2 separate regions of the Homo sapiens genome follow, and region 1 is linked to region 2. A link is a loop called in an ENCODE intact Hi-C map of the cell type or tissue named here. Cell type or tissue: OCI-LY7. All regions are shown on one strand. Links, peaks and the distances in the headings refer to the core of each region. The heading gives the core; the rest is flanking DNA.

What was found. Hi-C counts contacts between places; a loop is a spot of excess contacts. Peaks named below come from ENCODE experiments on the same cell type or tissue, not always from the same donor. Only the 100,000 strongest peaks of a DNase experiment are listed, where the experiment ranks them.
Region 1: a loop joins it to region 2, with 9 times the contacts of the local background. A loop is called at or near these places in 1 of 110 quality-filtered maps.

What each region holds. Positions count from the first base shown.
Region 1 is chr21:18,381,026-18,383,950 of GRCh38, forward strand. TMPRSS15 (transmembrane serine protease 15) reads right to left here. Exons shown (of 25, transcript NM_002772.3): 4 at 2,602-2,753. Among named protein-coding and RNA genes, the nearest start is that of TMPRSS15, 21 kb to the right of the region's middle. In OCI-LY7, for the core only: no CTCF peak of the experiment used is centred there; a DNase peak (open chromatin) is centred at 1,336; H3K4me3 peaks cover 1,131 bases; H3K27ac peaks cover 2,008 bases.
Region 2 is chr21:18,464,980-18,467,904 of GRCh38, forward strand. It overlaps a transcript of TMPRSS15 not described here. Among named protein-coding and RNA genes, the nearest start is that of TMPRSS15, 63 kb to the left of the region's middle. In OCI-LY7, for the core only: no CTCF peak of the experiment used is centred there; no DNase peak of the experiment used is centred there.

The DNA.
Region 1 (2,925 bases), core at 174-2,673, 84 kb before region 2:
GTGCTTTGCACATAGAAGACAAAAGCTGGCAATTTTCTTCAAACTTTAACATGTTTGATAGTTTTAAAAGGATAGACTCACCTATGCAAGATATAAAGGAAATCAAAGCATATCTCATGAAAAGTCATGTGGTGAATTTGTTTTTATTCAAGACTATATTGATGATAAGTGGGCTAAGAAGTATATTCGTTTCTACTAACTAGGTGGTTTATTTCAGCATTTCATCATTTTTGAATTGTGTTGGTTCTATAAAACCTATTGAAGTTTTGTAAATGATACATGGTAGAGTGTTGACACTGAAGATAAAATAAAATTTATGTGACTTTTCATAAATAATATGGTTAAATTTTTTATGTTTGACAGTGTATTATACACAACTTCAAGATATCTATGTAATTCTTAACTAAATTTAAAACTATAAATTTGAAAATTCACATGATACAAATGGATATTAAACTGAAATACCTACAATTAACTTGGTACCGTGTTTATAAATGTGTTTTAACACAATTCAACAAGTTAAATGTAACTTCTACTTGTTGAGAATATTCTTGGGCTGATGTTGTAAAACAGTTTATTACATTTGTGATACTAATTCTAAATTAACTCAAAGGATATGGTTTCATTGAATAAACATTTAATTTTAAAAATCACAAACTCTCTTCCCCCAGATGATCCAAATATAGGAAATCGTGAAAAAAAGTTTCAGCATATCTGTCAATTTGCTTGCCAGAACAGACCATCAGAAACCAATGCACATTCAAATAGAGATAGTAAGATGACAACTTTGGGGCCTGTTGGAGGATGGGCGGTGGGAGGAGGCAGAGAATGAGGAGAAATAACTAACAGGTGCTAGGCTTAATAACTGGGTGATAAAATAATCTATACAACAAACTCCCATGACACAAGTTTACCTATATAACAAACCTGTATATGTACCCTGAAAAGTTAAAAAATAAAAAATGAAAATATTCATTTTTCCATGCCAAAAAAGAAAAATGACTATGAAAAAAATCAACTAAAATTGTTCAAAGATAAAAACATTACAAACAAACTAGTATAAAGGTTAAGAGGGCAGACATTAGGATCAGACCACAGAGGTCAGAATGCCTAAGTCTAAATGACTGTGTGAAAAAGGCCATTTACCAAAAGTATCTGTGTTTTGGTCTTCTCCCTGATTGGGGGATAGTAATGACATCACATAAGAGGATTAATGTAGAGAGTAAAAATGTTGATAGATAAACCACCTGTTCTAGCTAATAATAGCCAGTAGTAGTTTTCAGCTCATCTGAATCAAAGATTTAAAATAGACAGTCTCTGCTCAAACAGCTGTGACATGCGTCCAAACCATCAGTAGAGGAAGGACTAAGAATTTATCTTCTTGCTGAACAGCAGCTGCAACATGTTGCAGGAGACTCAATCAAAGAGGAAACTATGCTTGATGAAACAATGCTCTGAAGAGAAGCAACTAGAGATCTACAATCTCATATCTACTATTAGAAAATAAACAAAGAAAACTCCTGGATGTTTTTATGTATTTGATTTAGAGGCAAACATACCGATTGATCTCATTTTGTAGCAAAAATTAGTTGAACTAATTAAATAGTTAGGCTATTTAGAGTTTCTCTTTATTCCCCTCGGTGTAGATATTTATGTATTGGCTAACTTTCTAACATCCAAAAATTTCTGAATTCCAAAATGTATTTGGTCCCAAGGTTTATGGGTAAGGGATTGAATCTGGATGACCTTGGCAAATTACTACTGTTCTCAACAATACTCAATAAGGACACTGTGTTTGTTGAATTGAATTGAATGAAGGATAATTAGAATGGAAAATTTGGAACAATCTAAGCATTTACAATCGTATTTTTTATTATTTTTGATGTTCCATATTTCTTCTTTTTTGGTTTATTCTTATGTTAAAATTATTTATCATTTTAAAAATTAATACTTAATTTTTATAAATAGGTAACTGGAAGGGATCAAACTCATTGACTCTACTTTTTTCTTCTTTTTTTAGCTCCTCAATTAGAAATCGGACCTTGCCACTGGATTTTACAATCTAACAATGTCTAGAGAGAGTTCCTGAAGTCAGGGTGTGCTTGAACGGTGCAAAGAATGCGTAAGACCCACAAACTTCTGTGCATGCCAACACTCTCAGAATCTCCTTGGAATGCATAAGACCCACAAACTTCTGTGCATGCCAACACTCTCAGAATCTCCTTGGAATGCATAAGACCCACAAACTTCTGTGCATGCCAACACTCTCAGAATCTCCTTGGAATGCATAAGACCCACAAACTTCTGTGCATGCCAACACTCTCAGAATCTCCTTGGAATGCATAATACCCACAAACTTCTGTGCATGCCAACACTCTCAGAATCTCCTTGATATTTGGTATTTTATAAACTTTTTCTCATTGATAAGTTTCTTCAAATGCGGTTTCTTCAGATTTCACTTTTCTCATGTAAATGTGTCACCTCAGGCAATAAGACATGTTCCTAAGGTCAAGCATGATTCCACTTCCTCCCTGGTATATTGCTAGAATTTTAATTTCATAGCTTAATGATTCAAAGAAATCAAATAATGTTCACACATACCTAGGATATCAACGCTGTTCAAATCAATATGGAAAGTGACCAGTTGGCTGGATTTATTTGCTTCAAGGCCTTGAATCAGTTCTTCTTTTACATTTTCATCTGACACCCACTGGGCAAAGAAAAGGTCAAATACGACTATAATGCTGCCATTTCTGCAAAGCAAAAGAGGATATAAGAGGAAAAAGTCAGCCATCTTCCACTGATTTGTGTTCAATTCATGTTAAATGTCTTTGAAATTCTCTATAGTTATCATCTTGCTAATTCTCATTATACCTGTGTAAGGTAGTCACTTCAAATCTTATCTTTATTTCATGAGGGAAAGAA
Region 2 (2,925 bases), core at 169-2,668:
TCCCTGATGAACATCGATGTGAAAATCCTCAATAAAATACAGGCAAAACGAATACAGCAGCACATCAAAAAGCTTATCCACCATGATCAATTCGGCTTCATCCCTGGGATGCAAGGCTGGTTCAACATACACAAATCAATAAATGTAATCCATCACATAAACAGAACCAATGACAAAAACCACATGATTATCTCAATAGATGCAGAAAAGGCCTTGAATAAAATTCAACACCCCTTCATGCAAAAAACTCTCAATAAACTAGATACTGATGGAACGTATCTCAAAATAATAAGAGCTATTTATGACAAACCCACAGCCAATATCATACAGAGTGGGAAAAAGCTGGAAGTATTCCCTTTGAAAACCGGCACAAGACAGGGATGCCCTCTCTCACCACTCCTATTCAACACAGTGTTAGAAGTTCTTGCCAGGGAAATCAGGCAAGAGAAAGGAATAAAGGGTATTCAAATAGGAAGAGAGGAAGTCAAATTGTCTCTGTTTGCAGATGAAATCATTGTGTATTTAGAAAACCCCATTGTCTCGGCCTAAAATCTCCTTAAGCTGATAAGCAACTTCAGCAAAGTCTCAGGATACAAAATCTATGTGCAAAAATCACAGGCATTCCTATAAACAAATAACAGACAAACAGAGAGCCAAATCATGAGTGAACTCCCATTCACAATTGTTACAAAGAAAATAAAGTACCTAGGAATACAACTTAAAAGGGATGTGAAGAACGTCTTCAAGGAGAACTACAAACCACTGCTTAAGGAAATAAGAGAGGACACAAACAAATGGAAAAGCCTTCTATGCTCATGGATAGGAAGAATCAATATGGTGAAAATGGCCATACTGCCCAAAGTAATTTATACATGCAATGCTATTCCCATCAAGACACCCTTCACTTTCTTCACAGAATTAGAAAAAACTATTTTAAATTTCATATGGAACCAAAAAAGAGCACATATAGCCAAGACAATCCTAAGCGAAAAGAACAAAGCTGGAGGCATCACACTAACTGACTTCAAACTATACTACAAGGCTACAGTAACCAAAATAGCATGGTACTGGTACCAAAACAGATATATAGACCAATGGAACAGGAAATAAGCCTCAGAAATAACGTCACATATCTACAACCATCTGATCTTTGAAAAATCTGACAAAAACAAGCAACGAGGAAAGGATTCCCTATTTAATAAATGGTGTTGGGAAAACTGGCTAGCCATATGCAGAAAAGTGAAACTGGATCCCTTCCTTACACCTTATACAAAAATTAACTCAAGATGGATTAAAGACTTAAATGTAAGACCTAAAGCCAAAAAACCCCTAGAAGAAAACCTAGGCATTACCATTCAGGACATAGGCATGGGCAAACACTTCATGACTAAAACACCAAAAGCAATGGAAACAAAAGCCAAAATGGACAAATGGGATCTAATTAAACTAAACAGCTTCTGCACAGCAAAAAAAAAACTACCGTCAGACTAAACAGGCAACCTACAGAATGGGAGAAAATTTTTGCAATCTATCCATCTAACAAAGGGCTAATATCTAGAATCTACAAGGAACTTTAACAAATATACAAGAAAAAAACAACCCCATCAAAAAGTGGGCAAAGGATATGAACAGACACTTCTCAAAAGAAGACATTTATGTGGCTCACAAACATATGAAAAAAAGCTCAACAACACTGGTCACTAGAGAAATGCAAATCAAAACCACAATGAGATATCATCTCACACCAGTTAGAATGGTGATCATTAAAGTCAGGAAACAACAGATGCTGGAGAGGATGTGGAGAAACAGGAATGCTTGTACACAGTTGGTGAGAGTGTAAATTAGTTCAACCATTGTGGAAGACAGTCTGGAGATTCCTCTAGGATCTAGAACCAGAAATACCATTTGACCCAGCAATCACATTACTGGGTATATACCCAAAGGATTATAAATCATTCTACTATAAAGACACATGCACATGTATGTTTATTGCAGCACTGTTCACAATAGCAAAGACTTGGAACCAACCCAAATGCCCATCAATGATAGACTGGATAAAGAAAATGTGGCACATATACACCATGGAATACTATGCAGCCATAAAAAAGGATGCGTTCATGTCCTTTGCAGGGACATGGATGAAGCTGGAAACCATCATTCTCAGCAAACTAACACAGGAACAGAAAACCAAACACTGCATGTTCTCACTCATAAGTGGGAGCTGAACAATAAGAACACTTGGACATGGAGGGGAACATCACACGCCAGGGCCTGTCGATGGGTAGGAGGCTGGGGGAGGGATAGCATTAGGAGAAATACCTAATGTAGATGATGGGTTGATGGTGCAGCAAACCACCATGGCATGTGTATACCTATGTAACAAACCTGCACGTTCTGCACATGTATCCCAGAATGAAAAGTATAATAATAATAATAATAATAATAAACTAAGTTCCTACTTGCCTATCATGGAGCTATAATTTGAGGACAAGAATGCATTCTTTTGAGTAATAAGTCTTGATAAATCCAATACTGAGAAGAAAATAGCAGATAGAGTGGTTTACCTTTGATTATTTTGTTACAAAATACCTAACATACCAGAGTTTAAAAAATTGTCTGACTTGGAAAAATGTTTTAGGGAAGAGATGAAAAGGGAAGAAATAAAGTAGAATTCCTAAATCTAAAATATACAGATTCAATCAGTGGGGGAAAATTGTGTGTCTGTGTAAAGAGGAAGGTGGGGCCCAATCAGGAGCTAGAACCAGGGACCTAAGACTTTTGTTGTGGGAATGATAATATGATAAAGATATTTTATAATATTGTCCTATGGATGCTACCAATAAACGAATCTAAGAAGTTAGTGGAGTGAAAATAAACGGGAGATTATGGTTGCATGACCTGAGAGAAACTGAAAGTATGTCAAAA